Linked DNA regions of Homo sapiens: region 2 is linked to region 1. A link is a contact called in ENCODE Hi-C or POLR2A ChIA-PET data. All regions are on one chromosome and are shown on one strand. Each heading gives the region's core, a stretch centred on a gene start or an enhancer-like site at or near the end of the contact. The rest is flanking DNA. Distances are from core to core; before and after follow the strand shown.

The links. Hi-C counts contacts between places; a loop is a spot of excess contacts on that map. ChIA-PET counts read pairs that join two places held with the same protein, here RNA polymerase II (POLR2A). Pooled maps may share reads with other maps.
Region 2: a pooled map shows a loop between it and region 1 (6-fold over the local background). The contact joins the promoter of C9orf85 here to the promoter of TJP2 in region 1. A Hi-C loop is called at or near these places in 5 of 50 pooled maps. POLR2A ChIA-PET finds 5 or more read pairs at or near these places in 2 of 52 experiments (OCI-LY7 and T-cell).

Annotation. Positions count from the first base shown.
Region 1 is chr9:69,172,166-69,177,990 of GRCh38, reverse strand. It overlaps TJP2 (tight junction protein 2), which reads right to left and starts at 3,714. Exons shown (of 23, transcript NM_004817.4): 1 at 3,559-3,714. The coding sequence starts at 3,618. RefSeq lists an enhancer at 2,616-2,805 and a silencer at 3,696-4,125.
Region 2 is chr9:71,909,454-71,915,278 of GRCh38, reverse strand. C9orf85 (chromosome 9 open reading frame 85) reads right to left here and starts at 3,640. Exons shown (of 4, transcript NM_182505.5): 1 at 3,443-3,640. The coding sequence starts at 3,544. ABHD17B (abhydrolase domain containing 17B, depalmitoylase) reads left to right here and starts at 4,086. Exons shown (of 4, transcript NM_001025780.3): 1 at 4,086-4,645. RefSeq lists enhancers at 3,373-3,432, 3,443-3,492, 3,563-3,872 and a silencer at 4,323-4,562.

The DNA.
Region 1 (5,825 bases), core at 2,465-4,964:
TTGTGCAGGTCTTCTGGGGCTCTAGCTGTCAGTCACCCAGTTCTAAGAAGTGCTTTTCCTAATCAAATGGAAAAAGTGGAAGCAGACACTCTCCAACTCGGAACTCTGCCTCTCACACTACAATGTATGCAGCATACTAGCTCAACTGCTTTCCTAGGTACCATCCAAAATTAAAACTAGTGGCCGGGCACGGTGGCTCACTTCTGTAATCCCAGCTACTTTGAAGGCTGAAGCAAGAGAACCGCTTGAACCCGGGAGGCAGAGGTTGCAGTGAGCCAAGACCGCACCACCACACTTCAGCCTGGGCAACAGAGCAAGACTCCATCTCCAAAAAAAAAACCAAAAAAACAAAAATAAAATTAAAACTAGCTACTGCAATACTGCATATTGGATTTCCATGCCTGAATTTTTTTTTCCATTGCTATCACACAGCCTTTTCAAAAAGTTTAATAGTAATACCACCTTAGACCCTCCCAAATTCACTTTCTATATGGGCATCTACTAAAAAGGCTGATTGCAAAAATTCCTATGAGGGAGAAACAGGCCCTAAATAGCTTTTTAAACCTTAACAAAGTTCACATAACCATTGATGTGTTTAACCCACTAAATGGGTGTTAAATCTAACCTCTGAGTCTGTGTTTCTGACCCTAACCCTTGGATTTAGGATCAAGACAAAAACTCAGTAAAACACCAGAGAAAACTGTTCTGCTTCCCTCCACTCCCATCTGGGGCAATCTCACCCTCAGACACTACCATATACCAAATCACCTTCTCTGGAAAATCAAGGCTGGTTGGTCCAACAACTGTTGGGCCCCTGATTACTGCTTAGAGTCAAATCAATGAGGCATGTTATTGGGAATCAGCTCTCAACCTAGATAAATTCATCTGTAGCCACAACTGCTTAATGGGATTCGTTCTAGAGATGAGGCAAGGAATTCCCTGGTGGCTCATATTGTTGGTAGAATATGTTGAAAGTTTCAGCAGTGATTGCGAACCCTTCTACCGCTTCACCCCGCCCCCACCACACCCAAACTTCATGCCTCTCCCCAACCAAGTCTGCATGACTTTTTAAATTACTATTTATATTACTACACATATTATTGTACACAGGACTAAAGTGGCCCCGCCTAGTTTCAATAACTTGTGTCTCGTAAAAAGATAACCTTCTTAAGGAGAGAAAACCTTGCTAAACTCAAAATCTCCCTTGCCTTCAGCAGTATGCAGAAAGTTCTCACACTTGTCCTGAAGAGAAATGGTTGGCTGTGAACTTTTGTCAGTGTACAAAGAACTAGATCAAAAGTTAAATGTAGGCAGAAGTCATTGCAAATGCAATTCCCCCGGGGGTGATGTAAAAATTCATTGGTCTTAAGCCTATGAATGCCTCAAAAATAGTTATGGGGTGGGATGTTTACTGGGAAACTGGTTCGCTTCTTTTGTAGGGAAAGTCAAGTCATTTAATACATGAGGGATTTCTGACTTCCCCCCACCCAAAGCTTCGTTATGGCCTTCAAGGCCTTTTAACAGAGTGTGAACAACAACTCTTTCAGTTTTTTCCTGGACACCTACCTGGCACCTCCTACTTGTATCTTTAGATCTCACCTCCCTTATCAACCCAGGACCCAACACTTAAGAGTTTTCAGCACCCGTTTTGTTCCTATTACTAGCTACCACCATTTACGTAGCATCCACCACATGCCTTGTACTCTCTGTCATTTCATTCAGACCTCACTCAGCCCGGTGAGGTGGGCGCATTACTGGCCCCATTTTCTATAGTGGCTTGCTCGGGTGAGGTAACTGTTCAAATGCCCTTTATTCCCAGCAAGAATCCCCTGAAGGGAATGCATATAGGACCAATCCCACTCTTTGCTAAATTTCTGTATTGCAGAGTGTGCATCGGCATCATACATTCCCTCCCTCAGTCTCAGGAATCCCGACACAGATTGCAGAGTAAAGTCTAACAGTTTCAGGTCCACTAGACCCCTAAATGCAGAAATTGAATCTTGTTCATCTTTGTATCCCCCACAGTGACTGGCAGGAGTAGGGGCTCATTCAGTATTATAATATCTGGATGGTACTGAAAAAGTTACAGCAGCATTTCAGAGGGGAAAGTTCCCCTTCATCAATCTGCATAAGTAGCTCTGAAAAGAAATAAAGTGGCCCCACTGCAGAAGTAGTTCTGAAAAAAACACAAGAAACACCTCAAAAGCCACCGGTGCTTTAGTAAAGCACCTCCGCTTCTGCCATCTCCCCACAATGAGGAAGCTCCAGTACCCTGTCCACATTTCTAAATGGCACTCATCGGATTCTTAATGAGTTGCAGGCTTTCCCAACGGGACTGTGTGACAGAGCCACGCTCTTGCTCATCTGCGTAATCCCCACACTGAAGTGGAGTTGTTCATGAAAACTTACTAAATAATCAAATTTCATCCTCTCAAGCAGGATATGCAGTGGTACTTTGCTACAAATACATTTACCACTACGAATTTCTCACTTCAAGCGATCTCCTGCCCAGGTGTGTGCTCTCAGAAAATTACATCTCTTTCTGAATTACGCTGGCAAAGGTGGACCTGTTTTCCCAAAAGGACCGTCAGCACACCCAGCACAGACCACCTGGGGAGCTGAAGAAAACGACCTCCCTCCCTCCTCCCCGCTGGGATTCCCCGGGCTGAGAGCGTGAGTGAGAAGCGCAAGGCAGTTTCTATCATGGGATGACTCTCCGCTGGGAACTTCAGGGAAACCACAACCATCATTACTCAGGCCAGACAGCTGCCAGAAAAGCAGCCTAGCCTAAGAACTGAAGCTGAAATAGAGGTGGGAGGCTGTATTCCATTACTAAGCGCGGGAGCACTCACTCCCAAGTTTGTCCACATTTCAAGAATGTTAAAACCCTGTGGTAGAAATCCCTGATTATTTATAACTTAAACTACCGTGTAAAAGCAGAAACTTGACAAATGAAGACATAAAAAGAACTGGTGACAGGTAGGCTAGTACTAGAATACAAAGCATTCATCACACTCCTCTTTTGTGGGTCCTTCCAAACCTCCATCCCCATTCCCTACTGGAAAAAAAAAAAAAAAAAAACAACTTTTACTTCTATTACAGACGCAGCTGATTGAAAGGGAAAAGGGATTCTGCTCTGTGATGAGTTTTCAGTTTCTCTCACGTACACAAGCCTGTAACTTTGCATCAATACCGAGTGTGGTTTGAAATAGAGAAGGAAAACACAAAGACATGCAAGCGACACAACAGACACGAGATGCCTCCAAGCCAGCAGAAATCCAGGACACCGGGTTCAAGACAGTGTCCCCTACTCGCGCCTTAATCTCCAGCCCAAGTGACTTCAGAGTAAAGGTTCCAGGAGCCCCGGAGGCCACGAGTCATCAGCCCGGACGGTGAAACCTACCCCTCCCCTGCGTCCCACGTCCGGATGGGAGAATCCCAGCTTCCTACGGCGCATCGGGGAACAACTTCAGAGCAGCACGCGAGCAGAGCCCCCAGCGCTCCCACGCTCACGCTCACGACCCTCCTCCCAACCGCGCGGCACAAGGAGGCACTTACGCGGAGCCAACCTGACAGCTCCCGCCGGGGTGGAAACCCGCGGTCTCCTCGCACCGGCATTTCGGACACAGGTCCCGCGTAGGCGCGCAGCTCCGGACCCCGCTTCTGCTTCTGCTCCTGCTCCTACTCCTCCTGGGCACCACCGGACAGTGCTCTGACCCGCAGCCCAACCGCCGGGGTGCCGACCCGCGGGGACCCACCCCTTTGTCCCTCCTCCCGCGGCGGCGGCGGCGTCAGCCCGCCCCCGACCCGAGCGTGGCGCCTCCGCGCTGGCCGCCCGGCCCGGGAAACTGTCAAATTGGCCGCTACCACCCACGCGCCTGCCGGGGAAGGGCTCGCCGGCGCCGCGCCTTCGAGGCTCCTGCGGCGAACCGCGTCACGCGCGACTCCTGGCCGGGGGCGGGAGGCGGCGGCGGCGGCAGGAGAAGCCCAAGGCCCGAGCGGCCCGCAGCCCCCACGCCTGCACCCCTCCACCCCCGCCAGCCCGATGGTTCGCTCCGCGGCGTGCACTGGAGCAAGCAGGTCCCGCTCCGAGCGCGCGCGCTCTGGGAAGTGCTGCAAGTTTGGAGACCTGGAGTGAGCTCCGGGCGCTGCTGGCCCGACTGTCCGCGGTGTTTCCCCGGTGAGGTCGCGGGGGCATCCTGTAGGAAGACTTTTTGGCGAGGTTCGCAGGGCCTCACACAGGCAGCTTCAGTTCTCCTACGAAGAGTCGAACTGGGAAAACCTCAAAGTTTTAGGTCCTGTCTAGAGGCCTGCCCGGCTAACCAACACATACACGGCCTTGTACCCCACATTTCTCAGCCCAACAACTGCCTACCCGAATTCCGAGGGTTATAAGATGTTCGTATTAAATATTAAAACAGGACTTTTCAGGACAATATATTCCAGGTTATCTCTTTGGCACATTTCCAACAACTCCAATAAAGAGATTGAAACTCCTCTCCCATCATCAGCTTATAAAAGGTTGCCAGTAGGTCACAAGTGCTTATCTGACAGGATTCATCTAATGCAATTCAGTGTGCTTATTCCTTTCGAAGTCCTCCATGTGCAAAGAATTGTGCAGTGACGTTAAGTGTCTTTATTTTAAGAGCATATAAATTAATTTGGAGAATCCAAACAGGTACCGATTAAAAATATAACCTTGGGTTTGAAATCTTAAAAAACCATCTTGTAAGAGAATAGTTTTGCCTGCCCTGCTCTTCCCTTAATTGGAAAGCAAAACTCGTCCTAGGCTCACAAGTAGAAGGTAAAAGGTGTGGTCTGTCCCAGAGGAGATGCAGATGCTGGGCTCTCTCCCTGAAAAGTTGCTTCACTTCCTGCCTGATCAAAACAAGTCTAGAAGTTTCGTGGAAAAACAAGTCCAGTAGATGCCTCTCCAGAAGTGTTATGCTTCTGGACTCCTTTGGAGTAACTAAGTCCACGCCTCTGGATAAAAAGCACTGTGAGTAACGTTTCCCACTTTGCCTCGAGTCTCCGGACTTAGACATTTTGGTTGTATTCCTGATGTAAGGCATTGCTCTCCTGATCTAAGCACCTATTTATAAAATGTTTCCCAAATCTGGCCAGGCACGGTGGCTCATGCCTGTAATCCCAGCACTTTGGGAAGGCAAGGCAGGAGAATCACTTGAGCCCACGAGTTTGAGACCAGTCTGGGCAACATAGTGAGACCCCATCTCTATTTTTTAAAAATTGTTTTAATCAAAAAAAAGGAAAAAAAAATAAAATATTTCCCAAATTAGGTGGTGCTGACTAATAAAAATGATAGCACTTGAAAGGTGGCCACACCTTAATGATGTGGGCTTAGAGCCACTAACATTTAAAAAATAATCCAGAATGTGGCAGTTACATCTACTGACTGATTTCCTTTTTTCTCTCTAGAGCGGCACTGTTCAATAAGATGACCACTTGCCACCAGTAAGTGTTTACATTTACATGTAAATTAACTAAAATTAGAGGAAATGACAAATTCAGTTCTTCAGTCACACTTGTCTCATTTCAAGGGCTCAGAAGCCACATGTGGCTAATAGCTACCCTATTGGACAGTGCAAATATAGAATATTTCCATCAATGCAGAAAGTTCTGTTGGACTGCACTACTCGAAATGATGAAATATTTATAGACAAACTCCATTCTTCTGGCACAACACCTGACAGATGATAAGCATTCAGTAAATGGTTGTTAGAAACACGGTTCAGTTGATATATTAGCTTTTTTGCTGGTGGCAGTGTAAATCAATACAACTCTTTGGAGAAACAATTTATTAGTCA
Region 2 (5,825 bases), core at 2,391-4,890, 2.7 Mb before region 1:
AACCCAGGAGGTGGAGGTTGTGGTGATCCATATCACGCCACTGCACTCCAGCCTGGGCGAGAGAGCGAGACTCTGTCTCAAAAAAAAAAAAAAAATAATAATAATAATTTTTGTAATGATCTCTGTAGCAATCCTCAGAGGAAAGTAAGACAAGAGATAGTACTAACCCAGTATCATAGATTAAAAGCTATAGGTAAATTGCCTGACATCATCAAGCAAAACAAATGACAGAACTGGGGCTAAGGAATGGCTCTTTTCTCTTAGTCCAGTGCTCTTTTCGTTGGACATCACTGCCTTTCCAGTAAGGGAAAGAAGGCTGCCTTGATCTGCTCAACATCTCAGTACTAAATGACTAGAAAAGATTTAAACCTATTCCCACTGCCGACCCTCTGAATCCCCATAAGTCATTTGAGGGTACCGGTGACCAATGGCCAGAGGGACCTCTTTTAAATAACCCCAGGGAAGAGGAGGTTACAAATCCCGGCGCAAGCCCCTTCACTGTCAGATAATTCCCTCATATTGAGCTGAAACCTATTTTTGTTACTTTGATTCCCTGGTCCAAGTTTGGCCATTTGAAATGGCACAAAATTTGAATATACTCTCCTTTTCTAGAGTATATTCAAGCATATAAAGAAAGCTATCATCTGTGTCCTTTTGAGAATGAGTGCTTTACCTATATTAACTTCCAATAAAACATCTGTAATTATCCAACTTCTAATTGCAGTGAGTCCTAACAAACTGCTTGGCAGAGGAGGAAAAGAAAAACTATCATGTAGGACCCCTACCAAATCATAAAGTATTTAATACAAGTAGTCAATTGTTACTACAGTCCTCTAAGGCAGGGGTGTCCAATCTTTTGGCTTCTCTGGGCCATACTGGAAGAATTGTCTTGGGCCACACATAAAATACACTAACACTAATGACAACTGATGAGCTTAAAAAAAAAAAAATCACAAAAAAATCTCATAATGTTTTAAGAAAATTTACGAATTTGTGTTGGGTTGCATTCAAAGACGCCCTGCACCATGTGTTGGACAAGCTTGCTTTATGGGGAGTTACAGAGAACCGTGCATTTTTTATCACTCCTTTGTTAGATGTCACCAGATCAAATAGCTTTCCAGTGTAAAGAACAGGCACAAAGTTAGGATCAGATGCTTCTGACAAAGTCTTGGCTTTAGATGGCTACTCATAGCAGATGCAAGAATCTGTTATGATCACAGACAATTATTAGCTATTCATTACACAGATGAACAATCAACCGAATGATTTTTCCTCAGTAAAATATTTTGTGTTGTTTTTGTCAGAACCTTCAATAATGAAGTGGCCTGGTGGTCCTCCTGATTAACAAATGAGACTTTTTCATAACTTAAAAGAGGGAAAGGAATTAAAGATAAAAAGATAAAAATGGTCAAATGCAACTTAGTGACTGAACCTGAGACCCAGGAAAACATTTAGGACCAGAATGACATAGTTATTAGATAACACCAAGAAAATGCACAATGAAAAGTACAAGTAGGAGAAGCTACACTATAGTTAAATACTCATTAAAACTGCTTTTTACGAAAACAGACATGAAAAACAATCAAAAGCAAATGTTTGTGCACAACCTTAGGGTAAGAATACACAAGACGCAGACATCTATTTGGAATAGTGCAGCTTTTTATTTTTATTCTGGTTTACCTATTGATAATGGGAGCAAACTTGGGAAAGTCTTCCCAAATGTTGCTTCAGGTTTTCATTCTGAAAAACCTCTCAACCTAAGTGGGGGAAAGGAGAGCACTTAATTTAAAATATTCTTCCTTATTCTCCCTTACTGAGCTGTGTTGCCCTTCACCAATATTTATCATAATTTGTATTTACTTATCTTTCTGCTTTCTTTTTGCCCATATCACCTAGAAACTATAAACTCCGTGAAGGGAGAGTCAGCTCTTTTGAACACGGTATACCTATGAACACAGGGCCTTGCACACGGAAGGTGCTTATTAAATATTTGTAGAATAAGCAAAGAAAGAAAGAGGAAAGGAAAAGGAGATCACAGGTTACCAAAAACAGATGACTTTGCTTTCCCAATCAATGTCGGGAAATTAATCACTTATTGAACACTTACTATGACCTAGGCCATTTATGCATAATCATATAGTTTCGCCTCCCAACAATCCTGACAAATTTGCATTTGAGACCAAAGTAAGGCTCAGAGAAATTAAATATTATACAACTCACTCAAGCCGCACACCTAGTAAATTTGAGCTCCATAACTTTTGTGAATATTAGGTTTATCTGAGTGATGCTGGCCCCTAATATGCCCCTGTTGTCAATGATTTTCTCTCCATACAGCTATGGAGACAGGGAGAGAGATTCACAGCAAAGAGCAAATTAGTAGTTTTTTGTTTTTGTTTTTTGAGACGGAGTCTTGCTCTGTCGCCCAGGAGTGCAGTGATGTGATCTCAGCTCACTGCAACCACCGCCTCCAGGGTTCAAGCGATTCCCCTGCCTCAGCCTCCCGAGTAGCTGGGATTACCGGCACCCGTCACCACGTCGGCTAATTTTTGTATTTTTAGCAGATTGGGAGTTTCGCCATGTTGGCCAGGTCGTTCTCGAACTTCTGACCTCAGGTGATCCGCCCACCACCTCGGCCTCCCAAAGTGCTGAGATTACAAGCGCCCGCCACCACGCCCGGCTAATTTTTGTATTTTTAGTACAGATGGAGTTTCGCCATGTTGACCAGGTCGTTCTCGAACTCCTGACCTCAGGTGATCCACCCGCTTCGGCCTCCCAAAGTGCTGGGATTACAGCACTTTGAGCCACGGCGCCCGGCCTGCAAATTAGTACTTATATACAACCCAAGTCCTCTGGCTATCTAGACAGTCTGAATTTTTTAGCAGGACTTTACAGAAGTCCTGCTAAAGATAAACAGCAAAACAAGTATTTTTACATTAACCAAATATTTTTATCTTCAAAACAATTGTTACAAAACAGAAATTTCACACAATACTAGTGAGGACAGCCTAAGACAGCTTAATCATTCACATTTCCTCTATGGGCTTGGGGTTTTTGGAAAAAAAAATCGTAGCTGCATAAACTTGGTGTAAAATTTGAAAAAGCCACTCATGCCACAATCCTCGTTTCCCTCTGCTAATGTGATCCAGATGGGAACGCTGAACGACGTAACTGCCCCATCTGCACCTTAGATTTCATTAGGGTCCTGTTCACTCTGTGCAATTAGTTAAGTGTGCTGACCATCAAATATTTACCAGGAGACAACATGTCCAGGTCAAAGAAAGGGCGTGAGAATAACATTTTAGAAAGAGTTGCACTGCAGCCAAGACTAACTCTGGGCTGCGGTCCACACTCGCCCCAGCCGACTCCTCTCATTTCCTCTCTCCCCTCTCCAGTGAGCCATTCCTTCCTGGAGTCAAAGACGGTGCAACAGGCAGGTTCCTACCTTGGTCTGCACACTTTTATCGAACTTGTCATTTTTGAAGCTAAACGTATTCTGGTGCTTCTGAGGTCTGGAACGAGCCACGTTGCCTTTCTGGGAGCTCATCGCCGAAATCAAAGCCACCCCTCGCCGGGAGCAGGCAAAAGGATGAGGGGAAAGAAAACCAACGAACTACTCCCAGGAATTGACGCTTCTGTCAATGACCCGGAAGAAACAAACGCAGCCTTTCCGCCCCGGCTCTGGGTCAGCCCACGTGACTCTTCTGGGAGGTCAAAGAGCATCGCTCTGCCCTCCCTGCTGTTAAGCCAAGCCACTCCACGCGGCGCAGCCTCGACCCCTCCGGCTCCGCGCAGCCTCTTTCTCAAACCCGGAGAACAAGTCCCACTTTCTTCGAAATGAGAATTCCCCCATTGGCCCGAATGTGTAGTCCATCAAATCAAAGGGGCGGGGAACCTTTGTTCCTATTGGTTCTTCTTTTCCGCAATCCCCGCCTCCTGCTGAGCGAGCTCAGCCTCTCCTTGAGCTCAGAGCGCCTCCCACCCTGCCGGGCGGCCTCTGATTGGTGGAAGTGAGGCAAGGCTGGGCTCCGTCTCTCCCCCCGCCCGCTAGTAGGCTGGAGCCGGGGTCAGCTTTGGCACCTTCCTCCAGTCAGTGGCCAACTCCTGGCTCAGTGGGGATTGTGCTCGTCCCCTCCGTTCCCCTCCAGTCTTCCTCCCGCTACCGGAACGAGCCTCGCGCTTGGCAGGCTGAGGAGGAGCAAAGAAAGCAGGATTAAAGAGAAGGAAGACCTGGCTAGGTCTGGGTGGCGTCTGCAGTGCCAGAAAGGGAGGCGGTGGCGGCGGCGGCTGCGACCACGGCCGCGCGGGACGTGAGGCCCGAGAGCAACCGACGGGCAGCGGCGGCCGCTCCAGCGCCCCGCACCGGGGCCGTTAGTCAGCAGAACGCGAGCTCTTGTGGAGGAGCAGGGCCGGCGCGAGGCGAGACTCGGGAGCGTGAGCGGGGCCCCTGGGGCGCCGCCGTCCTTCTTCGCCCCGGCGCCGGGGGCTGTAGCCCTGGTCCCCGCTCCTCTGTCGGGCCAGTCTGCAGGCGGAGAGAGTCGGACGGCGCCCGGAGCGCGGATCTCGCCTTGTGGAGGACAGCGCGTCGGCTGCGGTTCTCTCTCGACCCCTTCTGCCCGGCGCTTCGGCCCGGGCCGCTCAGGTGCAGGTGCGTGCGGCCTCGGGGTTTGGGGACGCCGCAGCCCGGCTCGGGGAGGGGGCGCTAGGCCGGGAGCCGCAGCGCGGGAGGGACGAGCCCGGGCCGGCGGGGGGAGGGGAGCGGGAAGCGTCTTTGTTGTTGGCGACCGGGATCCCTTCTCGGCACAGGGGAAAGGCGGGGAAGCCACTCCTCATCGGGTCTGTGTTTTTGAGAGGATTCTCTGATGGTTGCGTGAAGGGGAGCGGTAGGACAGTCCCTGCGGTCCGTGGAGCGGCCGGAGTCAGGGGGTGGGGGAGGGAGGACCGACCGACACTCTAAGAAGGTCTTTGGTCCTCCTCGGTGAAGAGAAGGGTTCCATTTCATTTCCTTTGCTTTTCTCTCAGTGGATGAAAAGATGGGGTCAGGTTCCCATTCCCCTCACTGGCGCACTGAGAGATTCGCGGGTGCCTAAAAGCTTTCTCCTGAATGTCCTTATATCTCTGTCGGGCGCGATTTTAGATTGAATCTGCACGGGGCTTGGCGATTTGTGTATTCCGGTGGGGCTGTCGTAGGGTTCTTTTTCTTTAGATGGTTGGGCTTTAATCTTATTTGTTTTCGAACTCTAAGGTAGGCTTATCAGGAATCGTTTTTGAATTGGAAAATTTAAAGGTTTTGTTTGGGATTTTTTTTAACCCCGAAACAAAGTTATGTCAAATTAGATTGTACTGTGTGGGGGCTCTCGTGAAGGAAAGAGTGTATTTAACCTGGGGTTTTTGTTTAAAAAAAAAAAAAGTTCAGATCTTTGATCTTTGGTGAGATCTCTGCCAATGCCAGAAGAGAATTTTTTGTAAATGATGCTTTAAGTCAGTGTGAAGTAGATTTGGTAAGCAAAAGGATGAATAACGGAATACAGAGGGTGACCTTTAAATTTCGCTGTTTATGAAATGTGTTCCTGTTTAATACTTTTTGTGATATATGATGCTTGATCTATAGATGATTCATTTGGAATTTTTTTATGCCTCTAATAAATCTTTGGAGATCTTGTGCCAACATATGAAACTATAATACCTAATGAGTCGGAGTAGAAAGCCAGATACATGTTGTAATAACGTTAATCTGTTTAGATTAACAGGGAAATTTACATTAAAATGAACTTTTTTCCGTAAAGAGTTTCTCTACATATGTTTATAGCATGAATTTCAGTTGGGTG